2 separate regions of the Homo sapiens genome follow, and region 2 is linked to region 1. The links are chromatin contacts, found by Hi-C or POLR2A ChIA-PET in ENCODE. All regions are on one chromosome and are shown on one strand. The core of a region is the stretch at or near the end of the contact, and the rest is flanking DNA. Distances in the headings are between cores, read along the strand shown. Region 1 has its middle 73 kb from the start of MIR4468. Region 2 has its middle 130 kb from the start of MIR4468.

What was found. A loop is a pair of places that touch in the nucleus more often than their neighbours do. ChIA-PET counts read pairs that join two places held with the same protein, here RNA polymerase II (POLR2A). Pooled maps may share reads with other maps.
Region 2: a pooled map shows a loop between it and region 1 (2.2-fold over the local background). The contact joins two enhancer-like sites. A Hi-C loop is called at or near these places in 1 of 168 maps with a recorded cell type or tissue (endothelial cell of umbilical vein) and 1 of 50 pooled maps. POLR2A ChIA-PET finds 5 or more read pairs at or near these places in 4 of 52 experiments (H1, T-cell, WTC11 and 1 more).

The regions. Positions count from the first base shown.
Region 1 is chr7:138,193,968-138,200,008 of GRCh38, reverse strand. No RefSeq gene overlaps it. Among named protein-coding and RNA genes, the nearest start is that of MIR4468, 73 kb to the right of the region's middle. Within about 2 kb of position 3,453, at least 3 of the 41 ENCODE cell types and tissues checked have a DNase peak (open chromatin) inside an H3K27ac peak, as active enhancers do.
Region 2 is chr7:138,255,505-138,261,545 of GRCh38, reverse strand. No RefSeq gene overlaps it. Among named protein-coding and RNA genes, the nearest start is that of MIR4468, 130 kb to the right of the region's middle. Within about 2 kb of position 3,650, at least 4 of the 41 ENCODE cell types and tissues checked have a DNase peak (open chromatin) inside an H3K27ac peak, as active enhancers do.

The sequences.
Region 1 (6,041 bases), core at 2,204-4,703:
TATTAATTTTGTATCCTGCAACTTTACTAAATTCATTTATCAAATGTAAGAGTTTTTTGGTGGAACCTTTATATTTTTTCAGGTATAAGATCATGTCATCATCAAACAGAGATACTTTGACTTTCTATTTTTCAATTTGTATGCCTTTTTCTTCTTTCTCTTGCTCAATTGCTCTGGCTAGGAGTTCCAGTACTTCATTGAAGAGTGGTGGTGGATTGCTGTTCATAACACAGGCCAGCAGAAAGATGTAAATGCTAATATTATTTGGAATGATTATTACAGAATATATCTTTATATATATATATGTATATATATGTGTGTGTGTGTATATATATATATATATATATATATATATATATATATATATATGTATTGCCCTCTGTAAGTCCCCATTCAGCATCTGGTACAGCATCTGCTACTAATTAGTAAAAGAGACTTAAAGCTTTCAATTCCCATTAAATAGACAGTTCACCCTCATTAATTGGGCAGTCCTTTTGACATAGTTTGGGGTTCTAGGCACACATGGTTTGTTATCTATAGAACTATGACTAGTTTGCCTCTTTTCCCAAAATAGGAAGAGAACCCAGCTTTTGGGAACCTGAGATGACCAAAACTTTTTTTATAACAGCCATGCCAGCATTATGTAGACAAGAGTGTGCTGTATATCTTTCTGAACTAACACTTACCACACAACTGATTAAAGGCCTAGGATTTAGGACTGAAAGATATGTGAAAAAATTCAGAATCTAAGCTGTTGGAGATCTAAATTATTTTGAGCCTTAAAAGAATGTGACCTAAAAAAGAAAACTATAGACCAATATCCCCAATGAACATAGATGCAAAATTCCTCAACAACATACTAGTAAGCCAATTCAAACAGCACATCGAACAGCACACATCATGACCAAGGATGGGATGCAAGCATGGTTCAACATATGCAAATTAATAAATGTAATACATCATATAAACAGAATTATAGATAAAAACCATATAATTATCTTAATAGATGTGAAAAAAGCATTTGATAAAATTCAGCATCCCTTTGTGATAAAAACCCTCAACAAACTAAGCATAAAAGGAATATACATACCTCAAGCTAATAAAAGCCATGTATGACAAACCCACAGCCAACATCATACAGAATGGGGAAAGGTTGAAAGCATTCCCCCAACAAACTGGAATAAGACAAGAATATTCTTTTATGATCAACTATATTCATTATGCCTAATATTTTATTTCCTCCATGGCATAATTTAAATCATCACTTCCAAACTATTAGTTTTCCAATTACCAGGTATAATGCAGTTTTTCTGTTATCAGGTCTATGTAGTTTTCCCCAAGGGCAAACCAACTCTTTAAATAAATTTTCCAGTGGCCCTGGGTCACTAGATTATCCAGAATAGAGCTCTTTGGTAAGGCAAATTAAGCGGTGGCAAACTTGGCTGGGACACTGAAGCACAGTCTCTGAGGATGCAGGGTTGTGACATAACAAACTCCTGGAAAGTGTTGGGGACTGAGGTTAAGGGTTAATGCAACCAGAAAATCTGGAGCCTGTCTTCAGAGCTGCTAGGAGAGGTTTATAGCAGGGATTTCTTCCCTTCCCTTCCCTTCCCTTCCCTCCCCTTCCCTTCCCTTCCCTTCCCTCCCCTCCCCTCCCCTCCCTCCCCTCCCCTCCCCTCCCCTCCCCTCCCTCCCCTCTCCTCCCTCCCCTCCCCTCCCCTCCCCTTTCGTTCCTTCCTTCCTTTCTTTGTTTCTTTCTCTCTTTCTCTTCTCTCTTTTTCTTTCTTTCTTTCTTTTTCTCTCTTCCTCTCTTTCTCTTCTGTCTTCCTCTCTTTCTCTTCTTTCTTTCTTTCTTCTCTCTTTCTCTTCTCTTCTTTCTTTCTTTCTTCTCTCTTTCTTTCTTTCTTTCTCAATCACAAGGTCCCACAATAGGCCATCTTTCTTTCCCTTTCCCGTGGTACCAATATGGCAGGGATTTCCCTGAAAATTGCCAGGTGTCTTCTAGCTCCTGCAAAAGCAGCTAGAATGGGCTTGCTCTTCCTCACATCCTAGCCACACTCTGAATCTAAGGGCCCCTGTGTTCAGGGTCACTCCCCAGTGACAAGCTGCCTTCTAGTGTGGTCAGTAGGTGGATGGGAGAGCTTGGGCTGGGGAACAGGACCATCAAGGGGCTCAGTTTCTTCCTCCTCACTATTTTTGTTGTCCTGGCCTAGTTTGGGTCTTTGGTGCTAGGGATCCTGATAGAGCTCTTTTTAGTTTGTCTGGACAATGTCTGGGGTGAATACCAAGAGCCAGAGTGAGGTAAGACTCCACATGTCTTGAGATGAGCTATTGGCTGAAACCCAGAGAGGGGACTAAGGCTTCTTGGAAGTTCTATGAGATCGAATGCCCTATTTAGTAGAAGGCTCAGTGTTAAAATATGAATGTAATAGTATTGAAATGTAAACTGTGTCCAGCCAAGGAGGAAACGAAACACTGAGGACTGTAAGTCAAAAACTTTGGTTCTGTCTTTCTGTCTTTACTATTCCACATAGTAGACAAGTGGCAACAGGGATAGTAGACAAGTGGCAACAGGCAGATCACTAAATCTCCCTGTGGCTTGGCTTCCTCTCTGTAATACAGTAATGGGGTTATGGTGAGGGTCACTGAGACAGCATATGTGGAAACAAACAGAAATACATGCAAAGTTGTTCACCATTATTAGTATTTTCTGTCTCATAGACACTTTAAAGATTGGAAAAAAGAAAAGAGCTTCTCTGAAGAAATTAGTCCAATACAAACCATTTAAAATCACTGACCAGTAGAGCCTGATTTCCCACATTTTCCAAATTCTAAACTAAGAGGTCAATGTTGGTTTTGGGGGCTGTATTAGTCAGGGTTCTCTGGAGGGACAGAACAAATAGGATAGATGTATATATAAAGGGGAGTTTATTAAGGAGTATTGACTCACACAATCACAAGGTCCCACAATAGGCCATCTACAAGCTGAGGAGCAAGGAAGCCAGTGCAAGTCCTAAAGCTGAAGAACTTGGAGTCTGATGTTTAAGGGCAGGAAGCATCCAGCATGGGAGAAAGATGTAGACTGGGAGGCTAAACCAGTCTAGTCTTTCCACATTCTTCTGCCTGCTTTTATTCTGGCCACACTGGCAGCTGATTAGATTGTGCTCGCCCAGATTGAGGGTGAGTCTGCCTTTCCCAGACAACCGACTCAAATGTTAATCTCCTTTGGCAACACCCTCACAGACACACCCAGGAGCAGTACTTTGCGTCCTTCAATCCAATCAAGTTGACACAATATTAACCATTATGGGGCATTTCAGCAACACCATCAACCCCCATAGATACACCACCAGATTTTTAACTCCCCCTCACTTTTTTGCTATACAGATTGGCATGACTGTTTCTTCTTCTGCTGCTTCTGCTTCTGCTTCTGCTTCTGCTTCTGCTTCTGCTTCTGCTTCTGCTTCTGCTTCTGCTTCTGCTTCTCCTTCTCCTTCTCCTTCTTCTTGACAGAATCTTGCTCTGTCGCCCAGGCTGGAGTGCAGTGGTGCGATCTCACTGCAACCTCCACCTCCTGAATTCAAACAATTCTCCTGCCTCAGCCTCCCAAGTAGCTGGGATTACAGGTGTGCACCACCACGCCCAGCTAATTTTTGTATTTTTAGTAGAGATGGGGTTTCACCATGTTGGCCAGGCTAGTCTCCAACTCCTGACCTGGTCATCCACCCACCTTGGCCTCTCAAAGTGCTGGGATTACAGGTGTTATCCTCCATGCCCAGCCAGCATGACCGTTTTAAACATTTTTAACACTGAGGAATGGAATACATATGTAGAAAAGGGAATAAAACGGCTGAGCGCTGTGGCTCACGCCTGTAATCCCAGCACTCTGGGAGGCCGAGTTGGGTGGATCACCTGAGGTCAGGAGTTCGAGACCAGCCTGATCAACATGGTGAAACCCCGTCTCTACTAAAAACACAAAAAATTAGCCGGGTGTGGTGGTGAACGCCTGTACCAGCTACTTGGGAGGCTGAGGCAGGAGAATCTCTTGAACCCAGGGAGGTGGAGGTTGTAGTGAGCCAAGATCATGCCATTGCACTCCAGCCTAGGCAACAAGAGCAAAATTCCATCTCAAAGAAAAAAAAAAGGGAATAAAACATAATTTTGCTAGCTTGGGGTCCTTCGAGAAGCAGAGGCCAAGAAGGGATTAAATGTGCAATGATTTTATAAAGAGAAATACCTTTGGGAAAGTAAATAGAGAGGGAATCGGAGAGGCTTTGGGGAAAGGCTAGGACAGCAATTGTTCCCCTGCAAGTCTGACCCAGGGTGAAAGAGAGAGAGATAGATTTGTCCTAAATTGACTTGAAGTCTAGGGAAGGTTTGGCAAAGCTATTGGGGAGCCCCTCAGCTGAAGTTTGTGGTTGCAAGCCTCCTGTATCTCCTAGGATCTGTTCTGCCCTGCTCTACCTGTCAATCTCAGCCATGAGTGGAGCAGCCTCAGGGCCAATCCTATTGTTGTGGGTGGGGTTGGCCTTACCACAATGCTGCAGTGGGGTTCTGAATGCATCTACGCCTTCAGTCAAGTAATACTCCTTGTAATAGGAGGGCTGGGTGGTGCATTCTCGTAGGCTCCACAGTAAATGTTCAGTACAGTAAATATTTATAAGGCAAACACTTGTCTGATTATCAGCTAGATTAAGACAGGAAATTTCATAATATCCCTGTGTTTTGAAACAACATCTGGCTCAAACTCCTCCTTTTCCATGGAGGAACCACAATTCTGCTTTTTATGAATGTTGGTCACTTCTTTTGGTCACTTGCCATTCTTTGGTGTTTTGCCAATTATGTATGTATTCCTAAACAATAGTTTAGTTTTGCTTATTTTTGAACTTCATATAAATGGAATTAGCATGTATGCTTTTGTGTCTTGCATTTTTGCATGATATTAACTTTAAGATTCATTTATATTATCGTGCGTATCTCTAGTCTGTTTACTTTTATTGCTGTGTGTATTTCATTGTGTGAACATCTCACAATTTATCCATTCCAATGTTTTTCCTGCACGGGCTATTGCAAACAATGTTGAGTATATAAGACCATCAGGATACATGTACGATGTCAAATGTTTTTGTGAGAGAAAGGTCCAAAGGCAGCCAGTGTTCCCAAGAAGAAGAAGAACGCTGTGCTTGGTACAGGAGGTGCTGACCAGCTCACTAAGCAAATTGCATGCAAGAGCTCAGAGCGCACCGGACTGTACCTGTTCCCTCTTTACTGAGCACAAGTAAACCTTTCTCAAAACTGCTTAACAGGCTGGGCGTGGTGGCTCATCTCTGTAATCCCAGCACTTCCGGAGGCAGAGGAGGGTGGATCACCTGAGATCAGGAGTTGGAGACCAGCCTGGCCGACATGGTGAAACCCTATCTCTACTAAAAATACAAAAATTAGCTGGGCATGGTGGTGGGTGCCTGTAATCCCAGCTACTCAGGAAGCAGAGTCAGGAGAATTGCTCGAACCTGGGAGGCAGAGGTTGCAGTGAGCCAAGATCATGCCATTGCACTCCAGCCTGGGCGACAGGAACAAAACTCCATCTCAAAAACAAACAAACAAACAAAACAAATAAAAAACAGACTACTTAGCCATGCATGTGTCAGGCATGCCTCCAGCTTTTTGTATTTCAGACCTCATGGGGCAAGGGTCTGGGCCCAGCATACTACAGCCCAAAAAGGGCTGTGTGTGGCCATGCTGCCTGGATTGGATATGAAGTGTATCTGCTGGTTGTGGGGACCGATATCTTGCAAGGGACTGGATTTTGTGTTCTCACTCGTCTTGCTGTAAATAGATGCTTGACCCTGGTGTGCATGTTGTCTGTTCTCAGTGACCTTGACTCATGCTCTGGTCTTCTCTTCCCTGGGCAGCACTTACCTGCTTCTTGACCTTGGCCACACTCATGTCATATTTTATCCCGTGGCACCATCTGACCACCTGGTAAAACAGTTCCTGTATAAATATCCTGGTGCAGATGCACATAATTTTCTCAGGGAATA
Region 2 (6,041 bases), core at 2,401-4,900, 61 kb before region 1:
CAAGTGATCCAGGAAACAGCAAGTTGGAAGCCAAAATATCTTTTATGACTTAGTCTTGAAAGACACATTCCTCATATAGGTCACTCTATCGTTATCCTTATATAGGTCTCTCTTTGTATAGACAATATCCTTTTATAGGTCAGCCATAGTTTATGTGGGAGAGGATTACAATTACGCAAGGGTGTGAATACTGAGACCTGTCTGTTACATGATTATTGCCTGGATAGGCAGTATGGAGAGTGAGGATGAGAAAGTCCTATGAGAATTGAGAACCAGCTAATGAAAGAAAGGACTATTCAGCAACCACAAGTTGGCAGCAAAGTAGGAAATTAAGAAGTTAATTGTCTAAGCCTAATGTAGATTATAACCTGCGGCTGGACAATTTCTTAGCCCTCAGCTTGTGCTAGGCCTGCTGGTTATACTTCCATTGGTATCTTGGTGCTCTTTTTCTCCAAGCCTTAGAGACACACAGACTCCAAGGAAACAGCCTTCATTATTTAACCTCTCCATCGAAAGAACAAAATGAAGACATTTGCCTTGCATTTGCATAATTACAGCAAATACATCAGCAAATCTATTTGTCTCCACCGTTGAAGTAAATGAAGTTGAAGTAGATGAAGATCCAATAGCTTTGCATCTCTTCTCCACTCCCACCCTTGATGTGCTACCATCTTCCTGCTAGGACTATAGGAACAGATCTGGCAGCTTGCCCTCTTGCTCCCAGAGTCTCATCTTCACACAAAGCCAGGGAGGTCCTTTTAAAACATACCCAGATCACCTCACTGCCCTGGTCAACCTCCCCAGTGGCTTTCCTTCTCACTTAGTAAAATCTAAACTTTAAAATACCATTCTCTAGCCAGAAAAAAAGGTATTCTTTCTTACCAAGCACCCCCACTATACAAGCCTCTGCTGAAATCTTTTAAGAGGCTAACTGTTTAAAAGAAAATAGTTTGTTAACACGCGGTTTTCTATTTTTTTACTAAAAAAAAAAAAAATTTTTTTTTTAAGAGCCAGGGGTCTGACTCTATTGCCCAGGCTGGACTTGGACTGCAGTGGTGCAATCAACATGTGGCTTATGGCAGGGTGTGGTGGCTCACGCCTGTAATCCCAGCACTTTGGGAGGCTGAGGTGGGTGGATCACCTGGGGTCAGGAGTTGAGACCAGCCTGGCCAACATGATGAAACCTGGTCTCTACAAAAATCCAAAAAATTAGCCGGGCATGATGGTGGGTGCCTGTAATCTCAGCTACTGGGGAAGCTGAGTTGGGAGAATCGCTTGAACCCGGGAGGCGGAGATTGTAGTGAGCTGAGATTGCACCATTGCACTCCAGCCTGGGCAACAAGAGTAAAACTCCATCTCAAAAATAAATAAATAAATAAAAGAAAAAAAGAAATGCAAAAACCTGAAAAGACACCTCAAAAGGCCAGTCTTAGGTTCTACAATAGTGATGTTATCTGCAAGAGTAATTGGGGAAGTTGCAAATCTTATGACCTCCGGAATAATGACTGGTAATTATTTAGAATTCAAGCCCCTCTCATTAACTTGGTAGCCTTTCATTAGTTTTACAAGAACAGTTTAGTTTTTGGTAAGGGCTAATGTTATTTAAACTGTAAACTAAATTTCTCTGGAAGTTAGCTTGACCCACGCCCAGGAATGAGCAAAGACAGCCAGCCTGTGAGGCTAGAAGCAAGATGGAGTCAGCCATGTCCGATTTCTCTCACTGTTGTAATTTTGGAAGGGCAGTTTCAAAGGGTCCTCAAGCTCTGAAAATATAACTCAAGTTGATTTAGAGCCAGTTGTTTTATAATGTTGTCAAGTTACAGGCTACCATGTAGAAAATTGGTAAGGTAAAGCATTCTTCTTTTCTGTTTACATCAAAGTTCTGCCTCCCTCCTATAAGGAAAGTTGTGATTCCATTTGGCCCACACCAATAATTCAGGATAATCTTCCTAACTCAAGATCTTTAACTCAATGGCATCTGCAACATCCCTTTGCACTATAAGGTGACACTCAGAGTTTCTGGGGATTAGTATGTAGACACTGTAGGGATGAAAAGGTATAACACATTTTCTTCACTCATTTCAAGGTCCTGTAGTGTTCTTTCTCTTGGCCAGTTCCCCTTTGGCCATTTCTTTTCCCCTCCCCCTTCATCTACTCCCTTCTACCCTCTTATCAACTTTACACTCTTGGCTCACTCTTTGTTCTCAAAATAAAAGCTCGCTTCCCTACTTTTCTTTCATAGTAGCCCTCAGGAAGAGCCTAAATCTTTAACATAAAAAATAAATTGACTTTTCTCCAGGGCAGGGAGAATTCAACCAATTTCTGTAATCCACCTAAAGAGAAAGCGAGGCTCCCTTTCCATCCTGGAAAACAGTCTTCTCCTCTTCTCCTTCCTTCCTCCACGTGGACTCAAAGATTCTGAAACGAAAAAACAAAGCAATGTTTTTCATACTTAAACAAACCAACCAACAGAACAAACTGAAGTGAATTGTAACTGCCCAACGGGTTCATCTTGTCTGCTTCCTAGACAGAGCTGATTTGTCAAGACAGGTGAATTGTGATACAGGAAAAGTAATTCACACAGAGCTGGCTGTGTGGGCGACTGAAGTTTTGTTATTATTCAAATCAATCTCCCTGACAATTTGAGGACAAAAGTTTCTTGTTTTCTTTTGTTTTTGAGACGGAGTTTCGCTCTTGTTGCCCAGGCTGAAGCGCAATGGCACAATCTCGACTCACTGCAACCTCTGCCTCCCAGGTTCAAGCGATTCTCCGGCCTCAGCCTCCTGAGTAGCTGGGATTACAGATGTGCGCCACCACGCCCGGCTAATTTTGTATTTTTAGTAGCGACGGGGTTTCTCCATGTTGGTCAGGCTGGTCTCAAACTCCCGACCTCAGGTGATCCGCCCGCTTCAGCCTCCCAAAGTGCCGGGATTACAGACATGAGCCACCGTACCCGGCCAAGGATAGGAGTTTTTAATGATAATTTGGTGGGTGGGTGGGTGGGGGGCAGTGAATCCGAGGTTCTGATTACTCAGATTGGAGATGAAATCATAGGAGTCGAAGCTGTCCTCTTGCACTGAGTCACTTCCTGGGAAGGGGCCACAAGACCAGATGAGTGGGATTATCTGTCTGGGTGGTGCCGGCTGATCCATCAAGTGCAGGAGCTGCAAAATATCTGAAGCACTGATCTTAGGTTTTACAGTAGTGATGCTATCCCCAGGAGCAATTTGGGTAGGTTTAGAATCTTGCAGCCTCCAGCTGCATGACTCCTAAATCATAATTTCTTATCTTGTGGCTAATTTGTTAGTTCTGCAAAGGCAGTCTTGTCCCCAGACAAGAAGGGAGTTTGTTTTGGGAAATGGCTGTTATCACTTTTGTTTCAAAGCTAAACCATAAACTAAATTATTCCCAAAGTTAGTTTGGCCTACCCCCAAGAATGGACAAGGACAGCTTGGAGGTTACGGACAGGATGGAGTCAGTTAGGTCAGATCTCTTTCACTGTAATCATTGTCTCAGTTAGAATGTTTTTCAAAGGCAGTTTCATAATCTTGCAAACTCAAGCAGGAGGAAGCATAATGAAAGAGTTTTTGATGACTTTTGAGTCATGTTAAACATGGTCATTTTGAGGGAAGAGAGAGGAAGGAACTGGTTAGGCAAATAGTTAGGACAAGTCCCGTGGTAGAAGTCCTTTTATCAAAAGAGCAACCTGGAAGAAATCAAGCTGTAAGTGCAGATAAGGAAGCAAGATCCAACACCTTTATCTCTTGTGCAACCAGCTAGCTCCAGTTATATACGATGGGTTCCTTGAGCACATTCCTTTCCTTTTTGGGCATACTCAGATAAGGGAACTTGCACAAGGGGGCTTTCCTAAGACAGGCCTGCAGCTGTATAGATAAAAATGTTACGTAGAACCAGACACGTCGGCGGTGGAAAATTCCATCTCCTGACACGTGTGCAGTAAGGGAAATGAAAGAATATGGAGTAACTCAGGCTTAGGACCCACATGCACACTAGAGGGGTGGGGTGGAACTAACAAGAATTCATGCCTTATCCAACTCGACACCCAGCCCTAACTAGTTTTTCGTACCCTATGCAGATGAAACACCCTGCCCAATTAACTTGTGTATTTTTAATTTAATTTAATTTATTTATTTATTTCGATATGGAGTCTTGCTCTGTCGCCCAGGCTGGAGTGCAGTGGTGCGATCTCGGCTCACTGCAAGCTCCACCTCCTGGGTTCACACCATTTTCCCGCCTCAGCCTTCCGGATAGCTGGGACTACAGGCACTTGCCACCATGCCCAGCTGATATATATATATATATATATTTGTATTTTTTAGTAGAGATGGGGTTTCATCGTGTTAGCCAGGATGGTCTCAATATCTTGATCTTGTGATCCACCCGCCTCAGTCTCCCAAAGTGCTGGGATTACAGGCATGAGCCACTGCACCCAGCCAACTTTTTTTTTTTTTTTAATTATTTTATTTGAGAGAGGGAGTCTTTCTCTGTCACCCAGGCTGGAGTGCAGTGGGGCAATCTCGGCTCACTGCAACCTCTGCCTCCCGGGTTCAAGTGATTTTCCTGCCTCAGCTTCCCAAATGCTGTGACTACAGGCATGCGCCACCATGCCCAGCTAACTTTTGTGTTTTTTAGTAGAGATGGGGTTTCACTGTATGTTGGCCAGACTGGTCTCAAACTCCTGGCCTCAGGTGATCCATCTGCCTCCACCTCCCAAAGTGCTGGGATTACAGGTGTGAGCCACAGTGCCTGGCCCCAATTAGCTTGTTTATAAAAGCATTTACATCCAGCTGTGAAACGACAACCCTCTTGGGCCACCTCTCTGCTGCAGAGAGCTTTCTTCTTTCACTTATTAAACTTTTGCTCCAACCTCACCCTTGGTGTCCATGCTCTTTAATTTTCATGGTCGTGAGACAAAGAATTCTGGGTAGTACATCAAGCAACAAGACTGCTCCAGTAACCCCAGACTGCTTCAGTTTAGATGAAGGAAATTCTGCCAGTGTGTTTCTGACATTTGAATAGCATAAAATACTTATAATTCTCAATTTTGTCTCCAGAGTTCCAGACTTACATATCCAACATCATATTGAACATTTATGCTTTATAAGGATAAGATGCTGAAATTTTCTTTGAGGAGGGAAGTAGTTGCCACCTGATCCTCCTTTCCTTAGTGTGTCTCCTTGAAAACATAATAGACCTAATGTGAGGCCCCATCTTTGGCTTTTATGCTGCTAAGACATGAGCCATCTGGTCCTTGCAACCATAAACATCTACCTCTGAAATTAATTAAGAAATCCCGGGGCCAGGCATGGTGGCTCACGCCTGTAATCCCAGCACTTTGGGAGGCTGAGGTGGGCAGATCACAAGGTCAGGAGATTGAGACCATCCTGGCTAACATGGTGAAACCCCAACTCTACTAAAAATACAAAAAAAATTATCCAGGTGTGGTGGCAGGCACCTGTAGCCCCAGCTACTCGGGAGGCTGAGGCAGGAGAATGGTGTGAACCTGGGAGGTGGAGCTTGCAGTGAGCCAAGATCACACCACTGCACTCCAGCCTGGGCAACAGAGCGGGACTCCGCCTCAAAAGAGAGAGAGAAAAAAAAAAGAAATCCCTCAGAAGACAGAGAGGAGATAATTGAGATAATTATAAGGCATGTCCATGTATCTGTCAAGGAGCTAAGACAGAGGGTCTGTATTAATCAGGGTTGTCTAGAGGGACAGAACTAATAGAATATATATATATGTGTGTATATATATATGAAGGGGAGTTTATTAAGTAGTATTAACTCACATGATCACAAGGTCCCACAATAGGCCATCTGCAAGCTGAAGAGCAAGGAAGCCAGTCTGAGTCCCAAAGCTGAAGAACATGGAGTTCAGTGTTTGAGGGCAGGAAGCATTCAGCATGGGAGAAAGGTGTAGTCTCAGAGGCTAAACCAGTCTAGTCTTTTCATGTTTTTCTGCCTGCTTTATATTCTGCCTGCAGTGGCAGCTGATTAGATGGTGCCCACCCAGATTAACG